4 separate regions of the Mus musculus genome follow, and all the other regions are linked to region 2. Evidence: chromatin loops called from intact Hi-C (ENCODE). Cell type or tissue: gastrocnemius. All regions are shown on one strand.

Region 1 (8,000 bases), 61 kb after region 2:
ATATTTACATAAAAATTAAAATGATATTTTTGAAAACTTTGAAGGTGTAGACTTATATTTTGTGTATTCTCAAGGCGTATTTTACAATAAACAGAGATGTATTAAGTTTTCTTCATTTGTCAGCCTAATCAAAATTCTGGGCCATGGGTGGATTCTTATGAGCTACACCTTTATGAAGACATGTGACTCCATTCTGGATGTTTTGGGTAGCTATCATGTAGCTGTTATTTTTCCCCTCGTTGATTTAACTCACACTAATAAGATACCGTAAGTTCCTACAAGTTAGTAGTCTTGGAAGTCCAAGATCAAAGTGTAGGCAGATTCCATGTCTCATGAGGACTTAAAGATAGCCAGTATATCTTGCCAGTATAACCTCATAAGAGGAGGGAGGGCGTTTCCTCCAACCCTCTGCAGAAAGGCATTCCCAACTGAAATTATATGATGTGCATCCAAATTGCCTAATGACTTCCCAAAGGCCTTCCCTAATCTCCCAACATCACTCTGGAGGAAATATAAACACTCAGAAGAAAGAGAGCAGGAGCATGTATCTGTGCAATTAAATCATGGCAAGCTGTATGAACAAACCATATGTAATAATTTTAACGGATCAGATGTGGAGGAAATTGAACCATTTCCCACTGTGCATTGCAGAAAAATAGGAGGTGCTCAGACTGACTAGTGGCGACACTCTATTCATGTTCCACATTACAATTTGGGTTTAGCAACTATTATCTGTCATGTAAATCAACACTGACAATTTGAATAATATTTATTGGTTTTGTCAATAAGCCAATAACTGGAGATTCGTTTCCTCTCTCTAGAACAAGAGAGCAATGGAACAGTTCCTTTAGTTGAGTTTCTAACACTCACAAACTGGACTTTAAAACCTGAGACAGAAGGCCCCAAGTCTTGAATACTAGAGACTTACGATGCAACAGAATTCTGAGACAGGACACACTGAAGTTTTCAAGCAGAAAACAGTACTTTTTTCATGCCAGCACTGGTGAAGTCGGCTCATGTCTAAAGGCTGAGCTCCAAGTCCAGCTGTTTCATTAGTTCCCTCTTATCTCCCTTACATGGTAAGGTATGTTGTGATTGTGTGGTCTGTATTACAGAGTTGCGACAGAATCACACATGCACACCTAGACACTGGTCGTGCTATGCTGTCTTCCCTTTGGACTGGGAGAGCCCTCTCCTCAATGATTTCAAGCTGTCTGAGCCAGAAGGTTATTGTTCTAACTACTCAAGGTGAAATGCCAGTTGCTCTTAAAGCACCAACACAGCACGTGTGACATCTCCTAAATTTTGGTGTTGGCAGTCTCAGCTCCTTACCATCAGAAGTTGTTTCTAACTCTTCCAGGAACTGTGTCTCACAATCCTTATAATCTTGGCTCCTGCCTCTGGCTCTTCAGAGTCTCTTTTCCTTTGTCTTCCATAGTCTTGGCTTCCCTGCTGTCCCCCAGTACCCTCAATATCCTTAATCTCTTACAGATTCTGTCCTTGGTAGTGCTCTGACCTCTTTCAGCTGACTCTTATAGATATAGCTTGGAGCCTTGGGTATCAGGGCTCATCGCTCTGGAATTCTTGGCAGCCTCCATCCATACCAGCATAGCTAAAGCCACAGTTAGAATACCTGAGGACTTGACATTCCTAACCATCCCAACCTATCCTACTTGTGATAAAAATCCCAATCAGCCAAAGACACCACTCAAGAGAAGACTTTATTAGAGCCAAATGTTGTAATACCAGGGAACAGAGCATGGTGGAAGTTACGCAGACTCACCTGAAAAGAGTAGTCTGTTTAAGCAGCCAGAAGAGGGGCCCAGATGCACATGTTCAGTCTGATTCCACCACTCCTAGTTCCACATATGCAGCTCCGGATTCCACCTGACTCAAGCCCTACACAAAGACCAATGATCGGTTCCCCGTCCACCAGTCACTGGACTTTTTTTTTTTTTTCTGAGTCACAGCAGGAGGAGATGCTGAGCTCACCAAGGTTTGTCTAGCCTTGTTATCTAGAGTCTTCCAAATCTTAGACAGATTGTGTGGGAAGAGGTCCCGGCTGGAGCATGGTCTCCCAAAGCAGACCTTGTTGGCGTCAGTTCCAATCCTGATCACAATTGTTAGTGAAGCTGAAGTTATGTGATTCCTGGAGGGCCAGAGAAGTTTGTTTGTTTGTTTTGTTTTGTTTTGTTTTGTTTTGTTTTGTTTTGTGTTTAAGAGTTGAGATGCCTCTTACTCCACACAGCCACGTTAAGGTAGAGAATATGTCAGCTGTCAATCAGTCAAGCAGCTGACTGAACCACACCTGACATTTAAAATATCATAGGATGTTTACAACAACAGCAACAAAAACCCTAGGGAACTAGCATTAATGGTGTTTAGCAACACACAACTCCTATGCAAATATCTTTAGAGAGAGTTGGGTCATTCTGTGATTCAGTTTTGTGGAATTTTAAAGTGATACATATATGAAAATGTATATTTTATAATAACTCTAAGAAAGGTTAGCCAGGTGGTGGTGGCACACGCCTTTAATCCCAGCACTTGAGAGGCAGAGGCAGGCAGGTCTCTCTGAGTTGCAGGCTAGTCTTGTCTAAAAAGTGGGCACTCACTTTGAAACTTACAGAGAAACCCTATGGAGTGGCAGGGAGAAAAGAAAGGGACAGGTATAAGAAAGCTATGCCTGTTTTCATGTTAGTACATATTGTATGTATATATACACACAATAACATAATAAGACAGTCCTGTCATTAGATTTCCTCTTCCATTAGTTTCAATGGAAACTATTTTGTTAAAAGGGCCTGCACCTCAAAGTGGGACTTTTCATGGACCCCACCCCCAGCTGTATAAATAATGACATGGAGTCAATAATATTTTAATGCCTCAGCTTGGCAGTCTCCCAACGACTCTAGCTGACTAATTCTGGCCTACATCTTGTCACATGGCCAGGTCTACCTCTCTGCTCCGGCCTGAATCATCCCTTCTGTGATCCCTGATGAACCTCCTGCATTTGATTGCTTCTCCCGAAGTTCCTATCTCTGCCTGGAAGTGCCGCCTCCTAGTCCCTGCTCAGCTATTGGCCATCAGTTTTTTATTACATCCAATAGGCAAGGAAGGAAGGATGAATGTTTGCAAAAATATGAGGCTGGCGATGGGCCACGGAAACAACAATACCAAGATGCGACGAGTACTTAGCTCTCTGCAGGTACCCGTTAAACAATTGATGACACAGAAACATACCTTCACAAAATGTACCCTAACAGTACCTTATTTAAAATTGTTTAGAACTGATCTGCACTTGGAGATCTGATTGAGTTGATTGCTCCAATCCAGGATGTGCTGTCTTCTGATTTGTGGTGTTAACCGAATATTCACGATGTGAGGATTAAGGAGAGAATATTATTTTCTTTCACCAGTTTCATTGTGTTTGCCATGAAAGGCCCGAAATTAACCTGTAAACCCCAGTTGCCCAAGGACCAGGTAACTTCCGGGAATGCTGGGAGTTGTAGTTCTCAGAAAATAACAAAGCCTCATAGGAAACTATGATGGCCTATAGGTCATCCTTATAAATCCCTGCTACACAGGCTCAAGGCCATTCCAGCTGAGAAACTCCAGGGAATGGTCCTGATTAAAGTCGAGGATTTGGTGGTCAGTATTTAATATTTAATAAAGCTAGCTTTAATTTGCCCGGAGCTGGTGGACTTGGGGTTTTTTCTCTGGCAAATCCCAGGATTAACAGTCACTGCAGTGTCTCTGTCAGAGTTTCTCCTTCTCAGGCTGCTTCTTCCCATCATGCCTTTCCTGCACCCCTTTTCAGCCCTTTCTGTGATTGTGACTTACAGCACCCCGAGCTCAGGAAGTAGGGAAGCACTTGGGAGTGGGGTGCACGTTAGCTTCCGTTTCATTCCCTTTAACAATCTGACACTGAGGTAGAGGCTTTTTAAAAAACGTGAACTTACTCCTTTACAGTGCTGGAGGTCAAAGTCCAAAATGAGTTCCATGGGGTCTGAGGTGAAGCTGTTGGTGTGGCTGCATCCCTCTGGAGGCTTGAGAGAAGAGTGTTTTGTTGCCTTCCCAGCTTCTAAGGCTTCTTATGCTCCTCGACGCAGGACCTTACTCCATGACACACCCCACTTAGATCGACAGATCTGATCTGATTCTCAGCCTGCTTGCCTCATTTATAAGGACTCTGTGATTAGTGGTCACCCTCAGATCATTCTAGATGACTCTCCACCCCACAATCCTTGACCACATCTGCAAGTCCCCTCTACACGTAAAGTGCCAGATTCAAGGGCTGGATGTCTTTGGGGTGACTAAATTCTCAGAGATGCTGTGCCAAGACTAAATCTGTTTTGGTAAAACATGGAAATACATTCCCCAGAAAGCTTAAGGCACCCATGAATGGCTATGAGTTAGGAGGAAGCTAACAAGCTAATCCTTGTTTCTTTTACACAGGATATTAAGCCGTTCCTCTGACTGTCCTGGAAGTCACCATATTGACCAGGCTGGCCTTGAAGTCACAGAGAGCCACCTACCTCTGCCTCTAGGCCCTAGGAAGGCATTTTTAGGATGAACAAGCTGATGAGATGTCAGCTCTGGACACAGCACACATGCAAAGACTACCTAAACCACAGTTCCAAAAGCCACCTAAATGTGCATTTCAAACTTTGCAAAAACAATAGTAACAACCACAAGAAAGCAGTGTCCTCAGAATTAGTGTCTCTGCCACTTCTCCTGTGCTGTGCCACACCGCATCTTTGGTGGTTCCTAAAAGAAACCTGATACTAACTAATCCAGGGTTGAATCATAAACCCCACGGAGATAAACCAAGAAATAAAAACACTCCTGATGTGTTCCAAAATAACAACAATGTCAGAAAACCGCACCAGGAGGCCATTCATCTGGGTTTGAATTTTAAAGAGGGCTAAACATGGAGAGTCTCACAATTCACCAGCTGCTTTTCTTTCAAAGGATACTCCCCTGGCGACACCTACTGAAGCACAGGCAGACTTCTTTCTTGCTGCGTCACGGGTGTTTCCTTCCCCGCCCCCTCCTTTTGTGGGCGTGTGTGTGTGTGTGTGTGTGTGTGTGTGTGTGTGTGTGTGTGTGTGTGCAGTTTCTCCCTCCTTGTAAGAACTCAGCCCTGCTGCCTGTTCCTGCTGCTGCTGCTGCTGCTGCTGCTGCTCCTCCTCTGACTCTACCACCTCTTTCCTCTCTTTTCTCTTCCTGCTTAGCTCCCTTCCTTCTGGTAAGTATGACAAACACTTCCCCAAGCCCTGAGGGGCAGCCTGTAGCCTGTAGTCTGTAGTGTTCAAAAGTTACAGACGCCAGCAAATGGTAGAAGGGCTTTCCATTGTTCAACTTCACAAGACAGCGGGTGGATCAGGAAGGGATGGTGCGTGTGCGTGTGTGAGCAGCCACAGCTAGCACAGGGGAAACATTCCTCCTTCCCGGAGGGGCACAGAGCCAATAAAGTTTGTAAAAGACAGATTTTAGAGTTTCTTTGTGAGAAGAAACTTTGCTACAAAAAGGACGATTTTAAGGTTCTTTGACTTTGTTTATATTTGGTTTTCCTTCTTGTTAGTTTGTTCTGAGGTGTCTTAAAGAAGTAAATTGTCCTCTAAACAAAATAGGTTACTGTTTTAAAAGAAGGTTGGAGTTTGGAGATACTGCACATCAGTGGAGCATTTGAGGTGCTGAGACTGACACACACACACACACACACACACACACACACACACACACACACATCAACTAATGTGGAACAGGAATTTAAAGAATATCCATAGACCTAAGCTTGAATAGATCACGTGAACATTTTCATGTAGCCTAACCACAGTAAAATGCCCGTGGACTGTTTGAAATAACTGCTTTGAACTTTGATTGACTTCAGATCTCACCCAATGATAATCTCCCCTACACTTAAAAGTTCACATATGGATTCAAACCAGTAAATGGTCACAATTTTTAGTCTGACTGAGAGCCTATTCTCTTGACTTTAGGGATGAAGGGCTAAATGTCAGAACTCATTTTAGAAGAACTTAAAATAACTTCTGGCAGGGCAGCAGGTGACACGTGTCTCTCTGTGTGCTTGGGGGAGGCAGGAGTTATATATAGCAGAGAGCATGGCGAGCGGAGGTCAGGCTCTCGATTGCAGTGGTGGAGACGCAGCCACATTGTGTGATAACCAAGTGATTGAATTAAAAGGAATGACCTTCCTCCTAAGTCCTGGGGGAGCCACAGGTGGGTGGGGACTGTCTCCACACTGTGTCTTCCACTCTCGGGTTGGCAGTCAAGTGTTCAACACCTACTACATTCAAGTGCTTGACACTTGCCCTAAAAATGAGCCAAGGAAGCTATGCAGTTGATAACACAGCATGTTTTTGTTTCCACTGACATGCCAACACAACCGCACGACCCGTGAAGCTAGGGAACGCTGCCATAGTTTTATGCTATTAGTTAGCAGCATAACTATTGCGTTCTATTTGTAAACAAAACGCACCAGAAGTTAAACCCTAAGCCAAATCTCTCCGCCCCTCAGCATGGTAGGAGCAAAGCCCGGAGTCTCTAATGCAATGTGCTGTGTTGTTCCATATTTCCCAGAGGCTCTACTATTATGTGGGTGTTGTTGTTGATGTTGTTGCTGCTGGGAGACAGGATTATATAGCAGAGGCAGGCTAGGGACTCTGTGTAGCTGACAATGACCTTGAACGCCTGACTTGCCTTCCTTTTACAAATAAGAAGTAGACATGCCCCAGCATGCCTGGTTTGAGTCCATATTGCATTTGAATTATTTTTCTAGCTTAAGATATACATTGCTATGTCTTAAAATTCTTACATTTTCCTAGAACTTTTTAAGTTAGAAAATTATCATCTTTTTACTTCAAAGATGAAGTCAGTTTCTAGAGTAAAAGAATGTTATAGAAATTTAAGGAGTTAGTATTATATGTGGGCTGGCGAGATGGCTCAGTGAGCAAAACTGCTTGCTATACAAGCGTAAGGATTAGAGTTCTGATCCTGACAACCATGTGGAAACTTGGATGCAGTCAAATGAGCATGCAATTACAGTGCTGTTAGGGACAGAGGCAGGAGGATAACTGGGGCTTGCTGACTGCCATCCTAGTGCCAGGTTCAGTGAGAGGCTCTTGTTTTAAAGGTAGAAGATGGATGTGACACCAGACATCCTTCTCTGGCCTCTGCATGTACACACACACACACACACACATACACATATGTGTGAAAATACTCATACACATATATACATATGAAAATATATTTCTAAGGATCATCATCATTCATTCATATTACTGACTTATTTATACATTTCTCATTCCCTGTTTTAATTAAAAAACATTAATCTGAAGTTCAAAAACCCTTTTTTTTCTGATTGATAATTGCATGTTGCTTATTATCAGGGAGAAAACACTAGAAAAGCAATTTTACCTAATAATGTAGTAAAATACACAAGTTAAACTTTTTACCTAAAGATTGAAAAATAGCTTATGGATGTAACTGTTACGAATTATTTTTAGTAATCAGAATGGTTCCTGTATTAAATATTAAATTAAAAGTTAAATAAAAATTAAACTTTGCATGAAAATGTCTATGTGCAAGCACTTTTAAGGACTGTGAGGTCTATACCTGAAAATCCTAACACAAATTGACAAATATATTCATAAAAACAATACCATAAATTAACTCAAACAATTTCAACAAAAAGGGGTAGTGCTAAAATGTGAAGATTACACTCAAGATAGGACAGTAATACGACCTGAGTTTTAGTGTCGATGGTATGTGGAAGTTCATTTATTCTGTGGCGGATCCCAAAATTAGGTGGCGCCTCTCTGAGAGATATCCTTATCATTAATATGTAAGTGAAATCGTTAGGTGAACCATGACTGTGCTTCCCACCAGACCCCACTCCCATATGGAGATTAATCATCCTGATCAGCTCTCAGTGGAGCACCCAACTCCCCCAGGGGACAGCTCATCACTCA
Region 2 (8,000 bases):
AACCTGAGAGACAGAAGCAGGAAGATCTCTGAGTTTGGAGCCAGCCTAGTCTACAAGACTTTCTCAAAGTTTTCTTGGATGATGGGACACCGATTTTTAAGACGGCAAGAATCACACTGTTTAGGTTGCCTGGGACCAAATCTATCAAGTTCTAAGACAGTCAAAACTACACAGAGAAACCCTGTCTGGAAAAAAACCAAAACATTAGTTGTCCACAAAGAGTATTTCTATCCATTCATTGGTATTGCTATTTCTTGCAACGTGTAGTTTTGGACTTGGTTTGCAACCCCCCCCCCCACCCTACCCCAATGCACACAGGATTAAGCTGTGAAGCCAAACCTTTAGGCTGCCAGGCAAGCACCGCCCTGCTGTAGTTATTTTGCAAAGCTCTGTGACAAAGGTTGACTGAGACGTCCCTTCCAGGGTTCTCTCTCCATGTGACTGCGCTGCCTCTCCAGTGCCTAAGATAACCATCCTGAGGTTCTGAGATCCCTGTGTTGACAGGGATCGGTTCTTAGAACCCCTCTAAGGGGTAAGTCATGAAAGAAAGAAAGAAAAAAGCAGTAACATGAAAAAGAATTCCACACGGGTTATGAAAAATATTTAAATAAATAGGTTAGTAAAACAAAATAAAGGGAAGTCTCCATTGTGTTTTTTTTGGGGGGGTGGTTTTTGGTTTTGTTTGTTTGTTTGTTTGTTTGTTTGTTTTTCAGATTTTACTCGGGCAGTGGGATGTGGGCTTTAAGAGGGCAAAAAGAACGCTCTTTAGGCTTCATAGGACTGAATCAGAGAGAACAATCATAACCGATCTCGTCCTTGACACTGAGTTTCTTGTGGCTGGCTCAGTTGAGTGCGTACTGTGCTTCAGAAATTGGAAGAAGGCGCCTCACGCGTGCACACTTCTCTAATACAGCGGTCCCGCAAAACCCGTATCATCCCAACGTAAGTTAAGAATGTGGCATTCAGAAAAGAAGCGATTTGCTCCAGGGCGTGGGAGGCTGCGGTGGGACTTGGAGATGGTGCTTACACAGCACTCTTGAGATAAGCCAAGACGTCTTAAGATGGCACCGACTGCACAGGAGAAAAAGCTCTATATTAGCCGTTCTCAACCCGTGAGTTTCAACCCTTTCACGGGAATCTCCTAAGAAAACCCTTAGAAAACGCAGATATTTACATTACGGTTCAGAATACTAGCAAAATTAAAGTTAGGAAGGAACAACAAAATCATATTAAGGTTGGGAATGACCACAACATGAGGAACTGTATGAAGAGGTCCCATTATTAGAAAGGGTGAGGACCCCTGCTTTACATGGTCCTCAGCTATAAAGCGCACGGCTATAAAACAACTACAGATGTGTCTGCCCATTCGATTACACATTTGACCTTTTAGGAGTCTCAAGATATGGCTGTACACGTTTCCAGACCCAGTCAAACTATTCTGCAAGGTACATGTGACTCTGAAAGAACACGGACTGTCTAGTGTAAACCTTGTTTCACAGTTTTAACCTTGCTAGAACTTCAAGTACGATCAAAGCGAAGTACAATAGGTTGTAATTTTGTTTCCCTTTTTACTGAATTCCATGTTGCTGAATGCGGCCCCCTTTCCAAATTAAGCTAATGTCTGGGGTTTGCCAATTCTAGAACCCGATGAATAAAAATGTTTGTGGTTAAGTTCTCCCAGGTTGAGAAAAAAAATGACCACTTTGTAACTTGCCCCAGTGGCTGATAACAATTATACCTGAGTATTGATTATAATTCTCAGAATGATATTGTGTAAGAAAATGAATCTCTCAAGACACAAGAAATGGCCACACCATTAATCCCAGCACTTGGTAGTAGAGGCAGGCAGATCTCTATAAATTTGAGGCCAGCCTGGTCTTCAGAGGTAGGCCCAGGACAGCCAGGACTACACAGAGACTCCTTGTCTTGGAAAAGAAAACTAGTGGAGATGTAGCATTCCGTCAGTTTACACTTACATGATCTTCTTGGACATACCCACACTGTCTGCTATAAGGGTGGCCCACTGGCTCTCTTGCTCTCTTCTGCCACATGAAGGGTTCTTCTATTAATAGTTGTAGTGAAATGAATAGTAGACCAGGATTAAAAAACATGGGCCTTACTCTGCAACTAAATAGCGGTGTAATTTAATCACTGCTGGCTTAAGTTTCTCCATCAGTGAAATGAAGATGTTTAATTAATATAACGTGTATCCAAATTCTCATGAAAGAAGCATTGGCCTACTCCTATCGTTTTTCTTCCTGTGGAAAGATGGACTACGAGGTGCTGCTTCAAACCCTGTTACAGCGTTTCTTGCTTTTCTGTTTCCAAGGTAAATGGGAGCCTGGCGATGGGCCACGGACTTGATTCAGCTGGGCTGATGCTCTGAGCGCTGAAGTCATCTCTGTAAACGTTCCCTACATTGTCATAATAACATTATACTGTTGTTGTCGTCTGCTGAGATTTACTGGCCTTCAAACAAATATCCAAACCTTACCAGCCATGAAGGATTTCTTGTGCACAACACTTTTAATGTTTTAAGTGACTACGAGACAGCCATTGCCAGTACAGTAGTTCCAATTATGTGTGCTACAATTTTTAACCAACTCTTCATTTCAAGTTCTGCCTCACATACTCCCTTACATATTAATAATTTGGTTACTCGGGACTTAGAAATAAAAGGCATTCAATCAATAGTGGGGCTCTGACTTCTTCAAACAACTCCCCCTGATCCACGATTATCATCACCATCACTTTTATTGTTATTTAATTCCTCAGAAAGAAAATTCTATAATTGAAGCTAACTCAGAAGAAGCAAAGCAAAACTGTGAGTTTTAAGCAGGAAAGAGCTAACAGTCTATATCTGTTTGTCTAGTTTCTCTTATCCAACTTCCCACCAACATAGGCCTCCATATAGCCTCAGTTACTTGGATAGATGACAGACTGATATGTTAAAACTAGTTACACAAAAGGAACTGTGCATCATGTGTGTAACTATCCAGGAAATGACTCTTGATTTTACATGCTAAAGTGATGCTTCTAGTACATGGAAGCATTTCACTAACTGGCCACCAGGTGGCGCTAAGGTCCTATCAATTTTATTAGCACTTCCTTCTGAGCAGCTACCAAGACTAGATTGACACTTGCTTCAAGAATGTATCTCCACCCGATTTGTTTTTAGTGAACCATAACAAATTCGGTATGACCTACCATAAACTTCAAAACAGAACCAAGTCAAAGATGCCTGCACACACCCTTCCCCACCATCACTTCTCGCTACAGTCCACCAAAATTAGAATTCACTGAAGGTGGCCTTTTCCTAGGGGCTTCTTCCTTTTTGAAATATTCTCTTCCTGACTTCCTTTCACTCAAGCGCCAGTGGCTCAATTTGATGCCCTGCTAGGAACATTTTTATCTTAAGAAAGACTGACTGAACAGGAAGAAAGTTTGAATGGCAGGACTTAGTGTATTAGTCCAAAAATAAGTATTGGAAAGCGTTTGTGCCTCCCTCTACCTTTGTCTGGTCCTAAAATCACACCTGTTTCTTCTCTCATCCTGCAAGCCAGCCAGCTCCAAGGTCAGTTTTGCTCCTCTGCTAGGTCTTAGATATGGATATTGATTCCCGTTTCACCACCAGCCAGTTCCTCCATTACTCAAGGTTCGGTGATTTTCATCTGTTGTCCCTCTGCCTAAATCGAGTGCTCCTCCCCAAGATTCAAGAGACCTTGGTCAGACTTCGTCCTGCAAGTGAACAGATCCTGGACACTACTTTCTTTTCCCCCATGGAACTTAAAGCTCTTCAACCTTACTCCAGTTTGCCCCTTGGTCCTTGGTGTGCGTGCGTGTGTGTGTGTGTGTGTGTGTGTGTGTGTGTTGACAAATCATTTGGCATTCATCTCATCAGATGATGGCATGATATGGTGTCTTAGCTAGGGTTTTACTGCTGTGAACAGACACCATGACCAAGGCAAGTCTTATAAAAAACAACATTTAATTGGGGCTGGCTTACAGGTTCAGAGGTTCAGTCCATTATCATCAAGGTGGGAGCATGGCAGTATCCAGGCAGGCATGGCGCAGGAGGAGCTGAGAGTTCTATGTCTTCATCCAAAGGCTGCTAGTGGAAGACTGACTTCCAGGCAACTAGGGTGAGGATCTTATACCCACACCTACAGTGACACACCCATTCCAACCAGGTCACACCTATTCCAACAAGGCCACACCTTCAGATGGTGCCACTCCCTGGTCCAAGAATATACAAACCATTACATATGGCTTCCACAGACTTGGGGTTTCACTCTCTTGAGTTTTCTACCACGTGACTTGCCAGGCCCACTCAGAAGAGACCGCACAGTTCCCTTCAGCTTCTCTAAGGACACACGCCTTTAGAGCCCTGAGCTTCAGTGGAAGTCCCACTACCTTGAGGCTGTCAGGCTGTGAGGAAGTCAGGTTACATGGAAAGGCCACGTGGAGTTGCTCCTGCCACCAACACCCACGGAGGTTCCCAGTCGGTGACCTGTGTGAGCCTTCATACGTGAATGAAGATGACTGCCAGCACTTCCCGTCTCAGCTACTGAATTAGCCTCCAACGCTGCGCCTTCCCAGCTCAGACATCATGTGGCAGAGAGAAGTGTGAATCTTTACTTCCTCCCCATTTATAATCCACAGAATTGGCGAGCATGGCAAAAACCATAGTTTGAAGAATCAGTTGGTAAATGCCAGGAGCAACGCTCTCCATGGTTTCTCTTAAAATAAATTTTCCAATTAGAATGTGTTTTGGGTTACTGTCCTTAATTCGACATACAAGCTCTATGAGAGCAGGCCTCTTTGGTTTTGTTCATTGCACATCAGCCTAGAGAAAGCTAACACATTGTACTGGCTAGTTTTGTGTCAACTTGACACAGCTGGAGTTATCACAGAGAAAGGAGCTTCAGTTGAGGAAATGCCTCCATGAGATCCAACTGTAAGGCATTTTCTCAATTAGTGATCAAGGGGGAAAGGCCCCTTGTGGGTGGGACCATCTCTGGGCTGGTGGTCTTGGTTCTATAAGAAAGCAGGCTGAGCAAGCCAGGTGAGGCAAGCCAGTAAAGAACATCCCTCCATGGCCTCTGCATCAGCTCCTGCTTCCTGACCTGCTTGAGTTCCAGTCCTGACTTCCTTGGTGATGAACAGCAATATGGAAGTGTAAGCCGAATAAACCCTTTCCTCCCCAACTTGCTTCTTGGTCATGATGTTTGTGCAGGAATAGAAACCCTGACTAAGACACACATGGTAGATGCTTGGTAAATATTTACTGTTAAATTGACTTTTTTAATAATTGAAATCATTGACTAAGAATCAATGATTTTCCCCCATGCTGCATTTTTATTCTCTCTATGGCATCCCTGCTGTCTTTGTTCAGAAATTCCTCATTTCTCCCTAAATGTGGTCTGAACAGATACTGACCACATACGTCAGAAGGTGAGAAGGTAAGAAAAAAATGTGGTCCTTTAGCTCAGGCCAATGAAATGGATCTGATTAGCCATGCTCATACCACAGTAGAGAGAGTGAGCAGGCTGCACCCCGAACCAGCGCCTCGCAGGACTTAAGAATGGAAGGTAGTCCGTGACAGACCAAGAAAGTTGTAGGAGAGAGAAATGATCTAAAGAAACTGTATTTGAGCTGGGAGCACGGACTCTTACTGAAGAGCAGAGGAACCGGTTGGCTGATGTCAACAGACCATGGCACTATGACCAGATCAAAGCCAAACTAAAGGTTCATACTCTAAACATTGGGAGAGAAGGGAGACAGAGGAGAGGCATCTGTATTTCACAAAGCTCCATCTATTTCAGTCCCCATTCGAACCACAGACCTTGTGAGGCACCCGTAGAACTTTCTTTACTAATACGAGTGGCCTTGGAACTCTGTTTCAGAACGCTGCTTTGATTAGACACCGTTTCCTCTGCCCAATAGGCATGGCCCACCCTCAACCCCATAGTCGAAGAACCCTTCACCAAAGATTTACTCTGAGAAGGCTTCTCCCATAATTTCCTCCTTCACAACACTACTGGAATTAAAAATACCTTTATTACCCATACGTTACACAGAACTTCTTCGACTTTGTAATTCACCCCCATGATAGAAATTTTTAGCTGTAATTTATGATTACTCTGATTCTGTTTATACTCACTCTGTTATCTATTCTTAGTCAATGAAAGGGCTGCCATTGATTGGTTAATTCCTAACTTAATGATGTTGGCAGGATCACCGATGATTTTAATCACCTCTCTATAGGGCTCTCCTCAGTGTTGACCCAAACTTCAGCTAGTGGTGGGTACAGTTAGCCAACCTTCCATGACGTGAGCCAGAGAAGAGCTTTTGTAAGCGGAACCATCCCTCCCTGTATCAGGTGCCACACCCATTTCTGAAACAAGCTCTGGGGCAGGGTTATCTTAACCTACCTACAACAGAACAGTCAACAGTAGACAATCTCTTTCTGAAAGTTTGGCTTGAAAGCATAGATTCCTTTATTTTAAAACCCAAAACTGAATAAGAGCTATTTTTAAAATAGTTTTTATATTTTCAAAGCATCTTCATATAAGAAAGATTTATAGTTAATAGAATTATGTTATAAATCACTTAATGTAGGTTTATTTGAAAAAATTAAAGTGTCTTTCTATAAAATGACATTTGTTAATATGAATAAATATCCTCCTTAAAAGAAGAATATGGTCATTATGTCTTCATTTTAAAACCCTTCAAAAAGTCCCTTGTTAAGATGATTAATAAATAATTTCACTGAACTAAGGAAATCATGTATGCATTGGCAGGTGATTAATCTCAGTGCAACGTGAACAGAATCTAGTGTTTATATCTAGTATTTATGAGTAAATTACCAGTAGCTATATGTTCTATTTCCTTCATAAAGCACGTTGGTAAATACAGCAAAGCAAAAATAGATGATTAAGTCAGACAAGATCGCAATAGAAGAAATAAGAAATACCTACAATGTGGTCACCTTATATATCCAAGACACACCTCTGTCTAAACTTTGACTGGCCTACTTCAACATTAAACACTCTTTCTCTACTGTAATCATGCATCCATGTGTGAAGATTCTTATAATCATATCTGAGAATCCTCATAAGTGTATCTGGCCCTTCTCCTCCCCAGCTGTGGCAATAGGCCCAACTAAAGTGGTCAGAATAACTTCCAATATGGTGATTGGTCCATTGATAGGGCATCATGCTAGAAGCACCCGTCCCTCTAAGTATTCAACTTGAGAGCAGATTATCAATAAACTAATCTGAAACTAAAGATGATGGGAAGACAGAAGAGCTCAGTGGGACACAGGCGACTCTACAGGAGCACCCTGGCTCCAGAGCCTTTCATGGTGAGGACGGAGGACTTCTGAGGCCGCACTGAAGTCCACAGGCTTCGCTCCAAAGCAATGTTACTCCTCAGCAGTCTGCCCTCCATGTCAGGGCTTGCTTCTGAGAAACTTCCAAGAAGAAGGACAACACCTATTAGAATATGCAAATTGGGACAATATAATAGGGACTTACAAGAAAAACCCACTAAATGCTTAATGCCACTTGAAAACTTGCCAGCATTATGATTTTCTGTCAGGCATTGTGGAGAACTTAGTGGAAAATAAGCTTTATTCTTAAGCAGCCCTTAGATTCACTGGAGACAAACAGCTTAAACGTTGTCTTCATACAGCTTAGTGATATATCAGATGAGGAAGGCTAAACGGAAGACAAATTATTAGGAGCTCAGTGACTCACAAACATTGAATAAATGAATGGACACATTAAATATATGAGTTGGGTTAGCCGCTTGAGACTAAGTCACACTTACCATGGCCATCTTTCTTTTGTTCAGTATTTCTCCCTGGAGCCCTGGAGATAGCCACTTGTCCCACGCTGTCAAGACTACCTCTCAAGACTGACTGTAGAGTGCACTAGGAATGGGGCATCCTGAGGTAGAGGAAATGAACTGAAAAAGCTACTCCTGTTCCCACCACA
Region 3 (8,000 bases), 460 kb after region 2:
AGAGACAAGGGACGATTTCCGTAGCAGAATTTTCCCTGTCCTATCACTGTATATATTAGTACAACAAGAAGCCTGTGATTGGACATGGAAAAGAGACATAAGAGTTGCAGAGACAGAGAAGGAGGAGACAGGTAGAGGAAGGAAGGAAGATGGAGCAGGAGGAAGACGATCCAGATTCTGTGTGGCTTTAAGTAGCCACAGGTAGCTGTGACTATAAGAGGAGGATAGAATAACTGGGGTAATTTGTCTAATCTAGGTGGACCGCTTGTATCATTAATTGTCTCTGAAATTACTGTGTGGGCATCTTGTGAATTGAGAATGTATTGATATATAAATCTGACTGATTCATTATAAGATTCTAGAGTTTTGATTTACTGGGTTACTGGAATTTGGGACCATCAGCCACAGGGGTTTATGGCTGAGAAGGTACAGGAGGCTAGGAGGCTGGCAAACTGAAGAAGGGAAGACTGCCTAGCTAGAGGCGGCTCGAGACCACAGGGCGGAGAGTAGCTGGGTGTAGCTCGGGAACTTGCCATTCTTTTAAATATTTCCCACAACAGTTTCCTGCCTTCCACATCAATCACACTCTCCTGTACACTGGAGATGTACTGCGGCTAGCTCTCGACATAAGAGCAGTTTAGACAAACAAGGTACCGTAGGTGATAACATCACGTGTGTGGTGGTTCTACGTGATTCAGGGAGACTTTAAACACAATAGAACTGAGCCACTGAGAATGTAGGGACTGAGAACTTCCATGCAAGACTTGCTTAACACGTCCACTGGTCTCCACCTCTCCCCCTACACGACAGCTTCAGGAGTCTGGTTTCCCCTTTGCTTTTAAACTTAACCATTTCTTGTTTGGGAGGAGCCTAGAGAGATGGCTCAGTGGTTAAGGGCTCTGAGTGCTTTTACAAAGGGACAGGCTCTGTTCCCAGCACCTACGTGGTGACTCACAAATGCCTGTAACTCCAGTCCCAGAAGATTCAATACCCTCTTGGGACCTCTGAAGGCAATACACATTTGTAGTACACAAACATATATGCAGGTAAACATACCCATATATATATAAAATAAATATAGATAAATAAACTTGCAGGTTTTTTAATAGCTTCATCAATCCCTACAAAACGTCTCAGCCGTGAATGAGGATATTTTATGATTGCTCTAATGGTGTAGAGCGTTGGCGGATGCTCAGAACATGGTCCTTAGTGGGAAGGAAGAGACAAAATGACCCAAACTTCCAGACTCTCTGCCTGTCCAGATACAATAGTTGGCAGTACAGAGGTACGCCTTGTCTCTGAACACTGCCTGCTCCTTTTCTGACAAAGTTCTACCTTCTCAGCTCCCGAGCCTTCTCCTTTGTCCATCTGGGTGGGCTCCTTGGTAGAATCTAGTCTTAGCAAAGAACATTGCTAAGTCATTTCAGAACAAATCCCAACGCTTGATACTTGATCACCCTGGAAATCTGATCGGGTTCCTGATCCTTCGGTGTTTGGAGGAAGAGGGGAGGGAAGGTGTCTGATCTTCTGCCTGTCTCCAGCAGGAGCCTGCTAGCTTCGTTTAGACAGAATCCCCTCGCCTCATGGTGATTTCCAGCCACTCTGCTCTGTCCTTGGCTAGAATTTTTACCTTGCCCATGTCTTCAGTTCAAGTCGCATCCTTCCCTGGTGACAAAGCCCACAGCAGTGATGGCGCTAGCAAGGTCCTGAAGAGTCTGTTCTCGTTCTGCTTTGGTGTTATACCATCCCTGGGCGATGCTTGTTCTTAAAACAACGTCCCATTGCCACGTGCAAATGCTCTCCTTTAAAATGAGTTTCCAAACTCAAGGAGATGCTGCTGCGCTGGGCTCTAATTGAAGCTGGAAGTATGTTGTCTCTGAAAAACTTCACAGCCAGGTTTCTTGACAGACTACACCAAGTGAGATTTCCTCACCCAACGGCTTGCAGGGGCCACACGGAAAGAGTAAGTGAGTGGATTAGAGAGGACATGGGTGTTCTTAGTATACAGGGATGCGTGCGTTGTCCTGCCCCTGCCCACCCCCACGTCCATTCTGCTCTGGTGAAGACGGGTGACCAGACGTAAGATCTCTTGGGTTACTCGTGACCTTCCTTCTTTCTTCTGTCCCTCCCCTCCCCCACCGCCCGAAAACGCAGTTGCATGAATGTTGCCACACCCACCCAAGAAGGCTACAAGTTTAAACTTCTCCAATTCTGGAATGAAAGGCCTTTGTAAGAAGGCAACGCAGCAGCAGACGCAGCTGTGCAGAAGCAATTTAAAACCGGTCTCACCAGTGCAGCAAGGAGAGCAATTCACAGCCCTCGAAGGTGTCTCCAAGTGTGACAGAGACAAACAGCCCAGCGGCCTTCAAAGGTCAATTTAGTCAAGCAGGTGGGGGGGGGGGGGGAGGAGGGGGCGGGGCAGAAAAGTAGACACCAGCAGGAACCTTGAGGCCTGCTGAAACATGAGTGTCATGTCCTGGAGAAACTTCATAAGGGAGGGATAAAGACACTTCCTGTTAAAAGGAGGAAGACTGGCCAGAGGGATGGTTTAAGAAGCTAAATAAATAAATAAAATCTTAGTGATTATAAAATTCCTTTAAAAATCATTCTAGGAGCCGGGCATGGTGGCGCACACCTTTTATCCCAGCACTCAGGAGGCAGAGGCAGGCAGATTTCTGAATTCGAGGCCAGCCTGGTCTACAAAGTGAGTTCCAGGACAGCCAGGGCTAGACAGAGAAACCCTGTCTCGAAAAACAATAAATAAATAAATAAATAAATAAATAATCACTCTAGGGCTGGAGAGATGGCTCAGCGGTTAAGAGCACTGACTGCTCTTCCAGAGGTCCTTAGTTCAATTCCCAGCAACCACATGGTGACTCACAACCATCTGTAATGAGATCTGACACCCTCTTCTGGTGTGTCTGAAGACAGCTACAGTGTACTTACATATAATAAATAAATCTTTAAAAAAAAAAAAACAAACAAGAGAAAGAATGGGAGTGGAGCTGGGGTGGGGGAGGGGAGAAGATGGGAAGAAGCTGGAGGAGGGGAAATTGGGACCAGAAGATAACATATGAAAATGAGGATTTCAACAAAGAAAGAGAGAGACTGTAAAACAAACAAACAGACAGACCAGAACCATAGCCTCTGTCATGAGAAAAAGTACTGTTCTACAAATACAGTAGAGTTCGCCCCAGACTTCAAGCAGTTAAGTGATGTATATTTTTCATATTTATTATGTTTACATTTGGGAGGAGAAAGACTACAGGAATAAGAAGATTAAAAAGAAACACTGAATAAATAACCAAAATTTGATGGTTCTGTTACTGTTACAGCCACTCATTTCAATCCCCAATATATACTTCACTTCATAGCTTTCATTTCTCCCACTCTGGGGACTGAACCCAGGCCCTCGTACACTGGAGGCAAGTATTCTAAGCTCTTTTGTATGAATGCTTAAGAAAAATAAAAGGGTCAAGAAAAGGCCCCAGGTAAAGGCACTTGCTGGCAAGCCTCACTACCTGAATTCAACCACCTGGACCCACGTGATGCAGTAAGATACCAATTCCCACGAGGTGTTGTCCAATCTCCACACTCACGCCCTGGCTCGTGCCTAACCACCATCCACTACATACACTAAATACATAAATCTGATGAATACACAGAGCCTAGAAACTGGTCTAAAATGGAATTTTAAAGAAAAACAAAACTAGGAAAATAAAAGTTCCTCTTTAGAAAAATCCGGATACAGGTGTTCAGAGTAGCATTATCTTCAACAGCCTGAGGGGGAAACAAATCAAATGTTTACCAACTGGTGACAGTATGAAATATTATAAGTCCACAATATGGAATGTTTTTTGACAAGAAGAAAGTAGTTAAAAGTGTGCTATAAAATGGATAAACCTTGACATTTTAATACATGAAAAAAAAGCTACAAAAAAAAATCACCTATTACCTGGCTCTATTTATATAGAGTCCAGAGGGGGTACATTTAGAGAGATGGAAGTAGACTTGTGTTTGGACACATCTGGAAGGACAGGTGATAAGGAGTGACTATCATTGACTAGGGATTGACTGGGAATGGTGGAATGTGTTAAACTTAGATTATATGAGGACCACAAAATTCTGCCAATATTCACTTGAGTCCTTCAACTGCCAAATGTTATTGTACACAAAAATTATATTTCGGTAAGGATCATTTAAGGGAAGCTGGTTGTATTAACTTGTTAAAACAAACAAGCAAACAAACAAAAACGAGTCGAGCTTCTAGATCTAACTAAAATTGAACACAGCCCGAATGGGATTAGACTGTTAACCCAGTGTGAGCCTCTAGAAAGTTGAGGGCCAGGTAAAAACCACCCACGTATGCAAGCCTGAGACTGGGAAACATGTGACTAGGCAGATCGTGTTCAATAACAAAAACAATCACTACAAGTTAAAGACGACCCCAGAAGGACAAATCTAGAAACCAAAAACTCCCACCCAGCTTCCTGTGAAATCGGCAGCCCCGAGCGCGTTAGCAGCTGCGTGAACTATGACTCACTCGCTCACTGATCTCTCTGTGAGAACGCAGCTGCTGTTAAAGGAAGCAAAGAACAAACCAAAACAAAAACTACACAACAGGTTGGCTCCACATTCTCATTCCACAGAAAGAAGCATTCAAGCGCCAAAGGGTACAGTTTCTAGGGACAGAATGTCAGGTTAAGCAGCCTCAAAGTACCACAAGATCTCTAGTGACCTCTGGTGGTCAAAACTGAAACTGCTTGGTTCATGGTCCCTGAGACTACAATGTGATAATGGATGTGAATGAAGTTTGGTCTGTCTGTCTGTCTGTCTGTCTTGTTTGTTTGTTTGTATCTATTTTCTAGAATGCTGGAAGGTAGGGCAAAAGGAATCACAGAAAATGACTACAGTGAAATGTGCCTCCCCCTGATCGTCAGACAGCTACTGAGCAGCCTCTACGGGGCTGCGGAGATGCTCGGTGGTTAAGAGCACCTACAGCTCTTCCAGGAGCCTGAGTTCAGTTCTCAGCATCCACACTGTACAGCAGCTTACAAGCACCTGTGCTCCATCCCCGGGGGATCGGACATCCTCTTCAGGCCTCACAGGCACCCCCTCCATAGACACACACATATAAGAATAAGAAAGTATATCTTCTTTAAAAAGAATCTTCACAATTTTGGCCCTGAAGAGGATGGGAACTCCACAGGAAGACCAACAGTGTCAACTAACCTCGACCCTTGGGGCTCTCAGAGTCTGAACCACCAACCAGAGGACATTCATGGGCTGGACCTAAGCCTCCCCACACTTGTATGTCGCAGATGTGCAGCTTGTTCTTCATGTGGGTCCCGAACAACTGGAGCGGGTGCTGTCCCTAAAACTGTTGCCTGTACGTGGGGTGTGTTCTTCTCACTGGGCTGCCTTGTCTGGCCTCAATGGGAGAGGAAGCGCCTAGCCTCGCAAAGATTTGAAGTGCCAGAATAGGGGGCATGGGGGACACACCCACACAGAGGAGAAGGGAAAGGGGTAATTAGGAAAAGGGCAGTTTGAAAGCAATGATGAAAAGCATAATGAAAACCATAATGAAAGTGGCTAACCCCAACTGTCCGTGAAACATACCCAGAGTCTCCCTAAACAAACAATAGGAAATAAGCCACTTCCTGGAGTCCCCTCTGCAGGTGTGGCAGAGCTCCAGGTCTCTGTCCACTAGTTAAAGAGTGTCAGTCTGGGGACAAAGGACTACATCTCAGAAATGCCACTCTGTTAGGATTGTTGGCCGAAGACACCAGTGACTGCCCCAGACAGACTCAAGGGGACCTCTTTGGAGATGAATCCGGCAAAAATCATTCTCACAGAAGCTGCTACTACCCAGCTAGGTCCTCCAGTCAGGTCCAGGCACACTGAGGGGCTTTCTAGAATATTCTGGTTACACACACATCTTGAATACCTCCAGTTTCGCTGACAGGAGTCCATATCTAACACTCAGCTGGCTAATTAATAAATAAGCTACTGGCTGCTCTGACTGTCTCCTGAGTCTGATGTTGGCTCTGCTCACTGGAAAGTACCTGAGAGTAGCTGAAGCATAGCGACTTCACAATTAGAGGAAACTAATAACCTCTAGTGTTCCAGATCAGAACACTAGCTGCCCTGGCTGTGATTTCAACTTACCAATGTCACACTGTCTAAGCCAAAGGGCAGTGGAGGGATAGTCAACCTGGGGATACCTGTCTTGTCATAACCCTCAAGGCCACTAGTATTGTCCTTTCTTATGTTTTATCAGTCCCAACCCAGCATTTAATAATCATTTGTGAAATGTCTACCTATGTAGCAGACATTCATCTGGCATATATTGTCTGTCCGATAGCTCCAAAGAGAATTTAATGGAGCAAGAGAATAGAGCAAACACTGACAAGTGTTTGTAGAAATGGAGCAGCCTCCCCATGGTATGAGGCTGTGAACCTCCAAGGCTCTGCTTCAGCCCAGAGACAGAAGCAGGCGCTAGGAGAATCTGCATAAGCCTTAAAATAACAATTGCCTCCGTTTTTTACAGGGAAAAGAGAAAACTCCTTAAGGGTTATATAAACATTTTACCATATTTTGATGCCATTAAAAAATCAATAATTACACCTGAAAGACCCACAACGTGAGGACTCCCCCACGTTCTGACTCAGGAGAGGCGACACCCCAAAATCACCCACAAGAAACGGTCTTGCTGCAAATTGCAAGAGGATTTTTATTCAAGAGCGCTCTCGGGCCTACGGTCATACACCACGCAGGGGTAGAGGACCGTGGTGCCCCGAGTAGCTGGATAAGGGGGTATTTAAAGGAAGAAACCACAACTCAAGGAAGTGGGGAGGGCGTTGTTGGAAGATACCAAAAATACCAGTTAAGAGTCACAAGGAAGTACAAAGTCACAAGTGTCAGGTTATCTCTCAAGACAGTTTCTAAGAGCCCCTAACAATCTAAGAGCCCCTAGCAATAGCACCTTTGCATAGTGGGTTCCAGCAATGGTCAGGGTGGGTCAGGGTGACTTTCTTTGAATGAATACTCCTTGAACCCAGGAAGTGGGTGGGTGGAGGAATGTCACTATCTGTTTTATGATTAGCATACCTTGGAGCACTGAGTTTACTAATCTTTCAACATCAGCATGCTATTTTTACCTTAATTGTGATTTTGAGCATTGTGAAAGAATCACGAATAAGAATTCCCGCCGTTGCTTGTTGGTCCAGAGGTCAAACCAGTGACTTATGAGAGTAACTCTTTCCTGAAAGAGCTGGAAGAGAGGAAAATGAGGTCTCCCTATCCACTTCCATATGTTCTCAGTTGCTAAGCAACAAGTCAAATAACAACCTCATAGCTAATATTTACATTATTCATGACAGTTTACATGTACTTTCACATAGGCTGTAGGGTTTTTCCTTTCAACTTAAAGTGCTTTTATCTAGCAATACAGGCAAGCCAAGGCTTGTTGGGTGGGCCGGAGGAAAACCTAGGAGCTGGGTAATTACTGGGGAGCTAAGGGGATCCCCTGGAAAACAAAGGGTAATGATGGGATCCACATCTCTTGTTTTTACCTAGGTTAGTGTAGCCTAGGGCCAGAGTCCTAAATGTTCATCCTGTCTACTGACCCCATACACTGCATCATGGGAGCAGGACCGGTTAGTATAGATTTGGTTTTCTTTTCTTCTAGCTTTGGGGCTTCATAATATCCACAAAACTAAAGATTGGTCATTATTGCACACTGCCATTGTGAGCTGTGTCTCCAGGGAGGTCAGCATCCCTGAAAGCAGGATTTCAGCTCTCCTTCACTTATGCAAAGACACTGATTCATTGTCTTGATTGTAGACCAGTCTTCCCCACCCCGCCCCCAGCTACATCCACTCTCCTCCCATTATGGAAGCAGCTGGACCCACACGAGCTGCTTCCATTAAAAGCTGGTGAGATCGGTCTACTGTTCAAGGAATTCTTCTTGAATCATTTTCCAAAGCGCGGGTGCTGCA
Region 4 (8,000 bases), 370 kb after region 2:
TCAGTGGTAGGAAGAGCATGTATTTAACATACACAGGCCCTGGGTTTGAGCCCCAAGCAAAACCAAAAACAAAACAAAAACCGTAAAAAAAAAATCCAAGACTTACATTTGGACTTGGACTATATGTGGCCATCTGGACTTGTTGCCTCTTGCTCGTGGACAGCTGCTCCGTTTGAGGTGTAGCTGTATGGTAACTGGAAGGTTTTAGAGAAAATGTTACTGATTTGGCAATTTTCAAAACAATTCCAAGGGAAAACTGAAGAATTTTGTTTGCTAGAAAGCATTTTGTATTGGGGAAACCTGACTTAAAGTTTATTTACTGTGGGACATCACAAGCTTTGACTGCAGCACATAGGGCAATACTCTACTTGGCATTAGAGGATCCCCAAACTCACTGGAGCCGAAAGTGTAATCTTTCAGCCTCCTTGCTGAAGAGTGCTCCGTGGATGTACTTTGAGAGGAATCCATCCCTGTTATCAGAGAGCTACATCTATCTATCTCATGTTGTTCTTTTGTTTACTTCCAACCTGCCTTTCTTTTCGTGAACAGTTTGGGATCCATCATATTAATTAGACTATAAATAATAAGTATTATCTGTTAAAGTATCTACTTTGAGAAGGAAATTGAGAGTATAAATTACCACTTATGCAAATTTATCTGTTAGTTACTCATAAGTAAATCAGCCAAACTAACATATGTTGCTGATGGGAACTTTCTGTGTCTACCTTGCAGATGTGGGGGAGCAGCCAGGTGAGGTAGGTTACTCAGGCTCTCCTGCAGAAGCACCTCCAAGCAAGTCACCGTCGATGCCGTCCCTGAACCAGACATGGCCAGAGCTGAATCAGAGCAGTGAGGTTAGCAAAACTTCCCTTTCTCTGCTTGAAATTAGCTTGTTTACGGGAAGAAGTTTCAAACAGGATCGCTTCACCGCAGGATACCTCCAATACGCACACACACCATAGGATTCGTCCAGCACATCACATATCACGGGATTTCTCCAGTATACACACACACAGTGTACACACACACAGCATGGGTCGTACAGTCGAGGACCTCAGGGAAACAGTGACAGAAATCCTACTAATCATGTGGCTTCTGAAGTTTCTGTACTGTGTACACTATCATATGGTTTCCACCATCTTCCCCACCATCACTAAAGCCTTGGGAATTGGGTAGGGCAAACACATAAATTGAAAGTCAAAGGGGAGTAACTTCACCAGATCCCATGTCCGGGGTGATTCAAGAGCAAGATTGATGCAAATCTTTTGCTGTTTCATCAGCTGCTGTCTACTGAGTCTATGTAATATATATATATATATATATATGGTATATGAAGATATATTTTTGCAATCTTGCCATGAAGTGATACAAGAGACAGGTCACTAGTGTAGCTTTCTGCATGAAAAAAAGTATTTTCATGCAACACAAACTACTTATAATTAGTTTTATTTAATACAAAATGGAGGCTAGACATGGTAAGCACACACATTTGATCCCAGCACTTGGGAGGCAAAGGATCTTTGCGAGTTTGAAGCCAGCTTGCTTGGTCTATATAATGAGTTCCAGGACAGCCAGAGATGTGTAGAGTCCCTGTCTCAAAACAGCAAAAGAAAATAATAATAGTACAAAATGAAGTAATTTTACTATATTAATACGACCAGTAGTGTGCAAAACAGAGTAGGTAAAAGCACACTGCTTCCCAGCTCCTGGGCTCAGGCCTTAGGAAACAGTAAAGAGGACACTGGTAGAATTAAGAGGAAGGGCCTAAGCGCCCACCCCGTTCTGTGCTCTGGAGAGCTTTCTGAAGAAGTTCTCTTTGTTACCTGAGTTTTATATCTACAAAAGGAGATTTGTTGACTTGTAGGAAAGCGAGCGTTTTGCTCTTCTGTCTTTTAAAGCAGGACAGTATTTCGTTAAAGTCTTACTAGCTTAGGGCTGCCGGGGAAGGAGAACTGGCAGTTCCGTGTGACTTTGCCTTCTGAAGACTTAAGAACAGCCAAGGCAGCTCTGCCATTGCACTACCACCTCACCAGATGCAAACACGTTAGCACACATGCCTGTGAGGAGGGACGGAGTAAGACCTGTAAGAATTGCTAGTAGAGATAGCTTATGCAGAGTAAGAGAGGTGTTTCTAAAGCTGCACTTAGGTTTTTAAAAAGCAATATTAAGTTAACAGAATGCTTCAGCCCTTTACGGATTATACATAAAAGCAATTCTTCCCAAAGTATAAGGAGTCCATATCCAGGCGTGATCTGGAGAGATGGAGTAAATATACTTTTCAGTTCTGATTTTAGGTGCATGCATTATCCCTCTCAAAAAGTTCTATCAGGGTTTTTTTTTTTTTTTTTACAATGCCTAGTAATAAAATCATAAATGACATAATTTTGCTATGCATATTTTGATATGGAATTTATGCTATGCTTAAAAGCTAGTAAAACAATGATTTTAAGATGCTTTGGTAGTAGCTATTAAAATATCTACTTGGAATATAAATTTAGGTTATATTTTATCTCCCACAAACCCAGTATTATTTCAGTGTTTATTTAGTACTGATGGATATAGATGAGGTGCTATGAGAGAAAACACTAAAATCCCTAACTTTTTAAAGCACTTTTGATATGCCAGTCTCTTCAAAAGACTTTTCACCTGATTTACTTAGTCCCTCACAGCAGTCCTGTGAGGTCGGTATTACTAATTTCATGTTAAAGATGGTGAAACAGGAGCACAGAGAGGATGTGTAACTCAGCCAAGTCCATGCAGCCCAGCCAGTATGCCAGTAGTCAGGTGCCGGAGCCCATAGCTCTTAACGCTGTGCTTGTCCTGGCGATGAGACCCACTGCCTTCCAGGGTGCTGAGTTCTGCGTGGAAGCTGTTTTCCATGAGGTAGAGAATTCAGTTCCTTCTAAATCCGTGTAACAGTAGTTATTGAGGAAGAAATTAATTCTATTACCAAATTCGTTAAATTGGTTTCTGATGTGGAAGCCCATAATAAAAGTGAACTGTTGTAAGCTTTTGTCACAACTTTGAACTAACACTTTTCTCTTTGTGACCTGTAGGATAAGTTATTGAATGCTTTTATTAGCCATTTTTTGTGGATAATTTTCAGCAATAATCTCATTTGTTAAAGCTTAATTTCTACATATCTACTCAAATTGAATATCACTGTTTTAAATAGAAAGTTGAACTTTGAAGCATAAAAATATATATACTCTTACAAACTGAATTTATAAGAAGGACTTTGGTTAATGAGGTAGTTGTGTCTGTGTGTAAGCATTCATGTGTATATATTGTATATGTGTAAGTAGATGTTTCCCTCAGAGGGCAACTTATCATTTTTAAGAAGCAGATTTAGTAATAGTTATAATACAACTTTGATGAAAAAAATCTGTACTGTTACTAAGATCTCAAATGGAATTTCCTACAATTAATGTTGACTTATCATTCCACCTGTTTTAAGAGGTATGATATTTCTTTGTGTACCTCTCTTAGAAAGTAGCTCTTCCCGTGCATCTCCTGTGTATAACACATACTCAGGCAGCTGCTCGATGTGCTCTCGTGGCTGCATTCTCACTTCCTAGCATGGGGAGGGGCCTGATTGGCAGCTCTGTCTTGTGATCTGGCATGGCCCTGTTTGTAGTGCTGATCGCAGAGGTTGACTTGCTACAAATTGATAAATAAGCTAAAACGTTATTAATTCCAGAATGTCTTGCATCTTATCTGTTATATTTTATTAAATATGCATATGTATAAGATATGTGCACGTTCATAATGGACTCATCTTTCAGGGGTCGCACTGGCAAGTCGCACTGAATGCTCCATGCTGATTAGAACCTGAGCTCCTCGGCTTCTGTGGATCAGTGTTGTAACTGGGGTTTGAGCAGGACCTGAGTTAAGCACTGTTCTGGTCCGGACGACCCTGTGCGTTTCTACCTGGTTGCCATTTCCGTCACCTATGCTCTGTCTCCTTTACGGTGTCTTGAGTGTTAATTCTGTACAAGTTTTAATCTCATCCATAGAGATTACATTAAATTTTTACTGTACATTTGCTTATGAAGGTGTTTGCCTTCTGTTTATAAGATGGCCCAGCACAGATAAGTATGAAGTGATTATGGGAATTACAAACTACAGAATTTTGTCGATCCTGCGAAATGCATCTTGCAGTGCAGCCTCTGAATGACTTGCTAAGTCTTCTCCAGTGCATCTACTGCATCTCCCGTGCTGACGTGTCTCTCCTCTGTCTGTCCAGCAGTGGGAGACATTTAGTGAACGCTCTTCAAGCTCACAAACTCTGACCCAATTTGATTCTAACATTGCACCAGCTGATCCTGTAAGTCAATCACTTAGCTTGCTTGTTTGAAATTAATTTTATTAACCCAATATCCATCATTATGGTTTTTACTGATATGCATGATTCAGTGTAGTGCTTAGAGGGAAAGTTGGCAGGCCTTTGGGGTTTTTTGGGTTTTGTGGGTTTTTGTGCTTCATAGTGGAAGAACATTTTTGCCATTCTTCATATTTTGTAGGTTTTTTTGATGAGAGAAAACTTTATGTTTATGTCTGTAACGAATATTTTTGTGATAGTCGATCTGGTTAGCCATGTTACATCTGCTAAGTGTATGTTTTATGAAACATATACTGCTTGTTTCAATTACATATTTTATTTGTATGCTTACACATCATGTAACATGTACTCTGTATGTAAATATTTATGCAGTGTCATTTTCAAATATTTCCAATAGCATAACTTTCGTTTCATAGTGTGTTAAGTTTAGCACAACAAAAACAAGCTGATTTATAGTTACACAGTAGTTCTGTAAAGCATGTCTTGTCTCTGTGATTTCCTGTGTCACTTGAAAAAAAATGCTACAAAGTTCGTATCCTGATTTAAAAAGTTAATTCTGTTCCTATAGAGTCACACCCCACCTGTCCCTCAAATGCTGGAAGACATTTAAACTATAGATAGAAGTTGCTCTCAGGGTTCATCCTTTACTTGGTCTTTCTCTCTTTAGGACACATGCTAATACGCATACTGTGTGTAAACAAACAAAACACAAAAGGAAGCAGGAAGGAAGAAGAGTTTAAAAGGTTTTTAAATGATCAGAGTAGAGAAAGTGACACATGGCATTCATGCCTCTGCCCCACACTGGTGGCCCAGTGTTAGGGTTTGAGTTGAGAGCCACACAAGCCAAACGCCGAGCTCCATCCTCAGTGCAGACACATTCTCTGTAGATGTTTCTGATCTCAGCCAGCCAACGCTTGTTATTCTTTGGGGAAAGTGGCATTAAATACTGCCCTGGCGGCAAATTAACGAGGCCTTGCTGTGCTTTACGGGATGGCTTTATAGCTGTTCAAACATAATGTATGGGTAGTTTTAAAATGTAGACCTGTATTGTTCCCAAGACCAGTTAATACTGGATTACCCCTGCATCTGCATCTTTTCTTACTAGATTCAAGGCTCTTGTCTTTGATTTTAATCTCTGAACATTTAAGAGAAATAAAATATTGAAGTTTTTGCTACTTGTTAGCCACATTTCTGGTCTCTTGGGACATGACACGTTCTGTAATCAAGTTTACCTTTAAGTCTCCTTTAGCTTTAAGCTTTGGTTTTGGTTTTTGGTTGTTTTTTTTTTTTAACTCCCTTGTTATTAACATAGTTTAACTCATGAAAATGTTTTATGAATTTTATGAATTATGAAAAGCTTGATTTTTTTTTTCTAACCCTTAAAAGACAGAAAATAATCATTGATAGTATTAACACTCTTCCAGACAAGGCCAGAACATTATTTGGGGAGATTTTTGTTTAGTTATTTGTTGCTTTTGGTTTTATTTTGAGACAGAATCTTGTTTAGCTCAAGCTAAACTTAACCCCTATGCATGCATGACTGGTAGGAAATGTAGAAAAAATACTTGATGTTCTTATTGTATCTTAGAAATAAAGTCCAGATTTATAAGTGCCAACACTGGTGCTAAAAATGATATAGCTCAGCAGGGCCTGGTGACACATGCCTGTAATTCTAGCCCTTTAGTGCTTGAGACCAGTGATCCTAGGCTACAGAGAGAGACTCTGCCCAAACTTGTTATACAGCTCAGTACTTTCCATCATTATCTAGAGTATGGCATGAAATTTTGAGAAAATAAGAGATGTTTGTTCATTAAGATTTTAAACTTGAATTTAGACTTCTAAATTTGGTCAAATGTAGGTGATGCTATTTAGAGTTTCAATTAGGAGACTCTACTTTCAATTAATTGTGTGCCCTTATATTGTCGTCTTACACCTCATTTAATACCCAAGTATTGCCTGTCGATAGACCACAGCTGTAACTACAGTCTTAGATTAAACAGTCTTTGTGAGACTTGAATAAACCAGGGCTGCAATTAAGTGAATCTGGGCATCATGGAGGGGTGAAAGCAAAGAAGAGTACACTACTGTTCTGGTGTGAATTTAACATTTTTATTGTTGGGAATCTTTAATGGAGTGGTTTTAAAAACAAAAATGTTCATTGTTATCTGCTGAGTAACTGTCTGTGACCAGGCAGGCTCCACACTGATCTAGTGGCACAGTGCAGCAACTCAGAGGCTTGTTGGGATGGTGCCGACTGGCCTGTCATCTCTAGTGAAACTGAAGCTCTGGCGAGCTCATTTCCACAAACTTGTCTCTTCTTGAACAATTATCCAATAATTAGTAACTTCTAGTAGAATAAGCTTCTGCTAGGGTGAATGTCACCAGCACACCAAGGAAATGCTAGACTGATGACTAGCATCATGCATGAGTCTTTAGACTGATTCATGCCTGTTCTTGATGCTGTAGAACTGAGGGGCTCAGCATATTAAAATAATTTGATCACCTGTTAGAGCCAGGCAACTCACCTGGTTTGGTGGTATCACCTCTTTGATAATCTATAGAAGTAAAAGATGCCAGAAGTAAGATTTCAACCTTAAAGGAACCAGTTTAATATTGTTGGTTGATGATCATAATGCTAGTCATGATAATTATCAAAGTTGATAACTGGGTAAACTATAGGCAAAGAAGGGATTGGCTAGCTTAGCCCAAGGTGCTTGGGGAAGTTATGGTCAAAAGAAGGTATGTTATTTGTATAATGAATTTTTTTAAGCTCAAGGACCCTTTTATTAGCATTTAAAAGGGAAATGGCCGAGCGAGCAAACTATAACTCAGTGGCACTCGGCTTTTCTAATGTTGTTGCCCTTTAATGCAGTTCTTCATTGTTCTGACCCCCCAATCATAACTTTATTGTCATTGCTACTTCATAACTATAATTTTGCTATTGATATGAATTGTAAATAACTGTGCCTTAGACAACCCCTGTGAAAGGGTCGTTTGACCCTTCCTTGTAGCTGTCAGGAAGAGGGAGATGGGAAAAGAAAGAGGAAAGCCATGTCTTAAAGTTAGGGTCTAGAAAGGTAGCAGGTTCTACAGTGGAGACTGGCAAGCATGGCAGGAGAGGTGTAGACTTCAGAGAGAAGTGGGAAGTTTCCACCTATCTGGCACATCCAGGCTTTGGCCAGTAACTGAGAGAAAAAAAAAATTACAGGAAAAGAAAGTTAAACTTCTGAAAGGTGGGCAGGCTGCATGCCAGAGGCTCTGTAAGTTCCCTGTATATCATGATGAAAAGTGGGAGTTTCTTCCTTCCAAGCAGAGACTATCATGAGCAGAGTAAGTTCTGCATAGTGATAGCATATGGTACACATATGGGGGGGGGGGGGCTGAGAACTAAAGAGTGATGTAGAACCAGATGGAGATCTCTTAGTAGGCTAGACTAAGATCAGCTTCACTTGGTTTCAGCTAGAAGGTAGCACTGAGTGTCAGAATGACATAGGCAAGGAGAGGCAATTGTGCAAGGTGACTCAGCTAACAGTGTTAAGAAGTGATGGGTGAAAGAGACAGTGAGCTCTTAGCAGTAGAATGGCGAGTAGGCAGGGGTAGATTAGGTAGAAAGGAGTAATCAGATGGAGGGCAAGTGGCAAATACAGAGAGGGGCTGA

Evidence for each region. Peaks named below come from ENCODE experiments on the same cell type or tissue, not always from the same donor. Only the 100,000 strongest peaks of a DNase experiment are listed, where the experiment ranks them.
Region 1: a loop joins it to region 2, with 8 times the contacts of the local background. A loop is called at or near these places in 12 of 42 quality-filtered maps.
Region 3: it touches region 2 in a loop (15-fold over the local background); 29 of 42 quality-filtered maps call a loop at or near these places.
Region 4: it touches region 2 in a loop (2.5-fold over the local background); 3 of 42 quality-filtered maps call a loop at or near these places.

The regions. Positions count from the first base shown.
Region 1 is chr10:17,791,171-17,799,170 of GRCm38, forward strand. It overlaps Txlnb (taxilin beta), which reads left to right and starts at 5,049. Exons shown (of 10, transcript NM_138628.3): 1 at 5,049-5,251; 2 at 7,918-8,000. The coding sequence starts at 7,931. Gm20655 (a long non-coding RNA gene) reads right to left here. Exons shown (of 5, transcript XR_871470.3): 2 at 1,784-8,000. In gastrocnemius, a CTCF peak has its summit at 5,000; DNase peaks (open chromatin) are centred at 3,004 and 5,077; H3K4me3 peaks cover 3,572 bases; H3K27ac peaks cover 4,319 bases.
Region 2 is chr10:17,730,176-17,738,175 of GRCm38, forward strand. No RefSeq gene overlaps it. Among named protein-coding and RNA genes, the nearest start is that of Cited2, 11 kb to the left of the region's middle. In gastrocnemius, a CTCF peak has its summit at 3,067 (motif pointing right); DNase peaks (open chromatin) are centred at 2,348 and 3,078; H3K27ac peaks cover 1,663 bases.
Region 3 is chr10:18,192,762-18,200,761 of GRCm38, forward strand. Ect2l (epithelial cell transforming sequence 2 oncogene-like) reads right to left here. Exons shown (of 22, transcript NM_001370991.1): 3 at 7,161-7,273. Among named protein-coding and RNA genes, the nearest start is that of Ect2l, 14 kb to the right of the region's middle. In gastrocnemius, a CTCF peak has its summit at 4,750 (motif pointing left); DNase peaks (open chromatin) are centred at 4,739, 5,051 and 5,320; H3K4me3 peaks cover 523 bases; H3K27ac peaks cover 233 bases.
Region 4 is chr10:18,103,422-18,111,421 of GRCm38, forward strand. It overlaps Reps1 (RalBP1 associated Eps domain containing protein), which reads left to right. Exons shown (of 20, transcript NM_009048.2): 9 at 733-854; 10 at 4,247-4,327. Among named protein-coding and RNA genes, the nearest start is that of Reps1, 51 kb to the left of the region's middle. In gastrocnemius, a CTCF peak has its summit at 4,232; no DNase peak of the experiment used is centred here.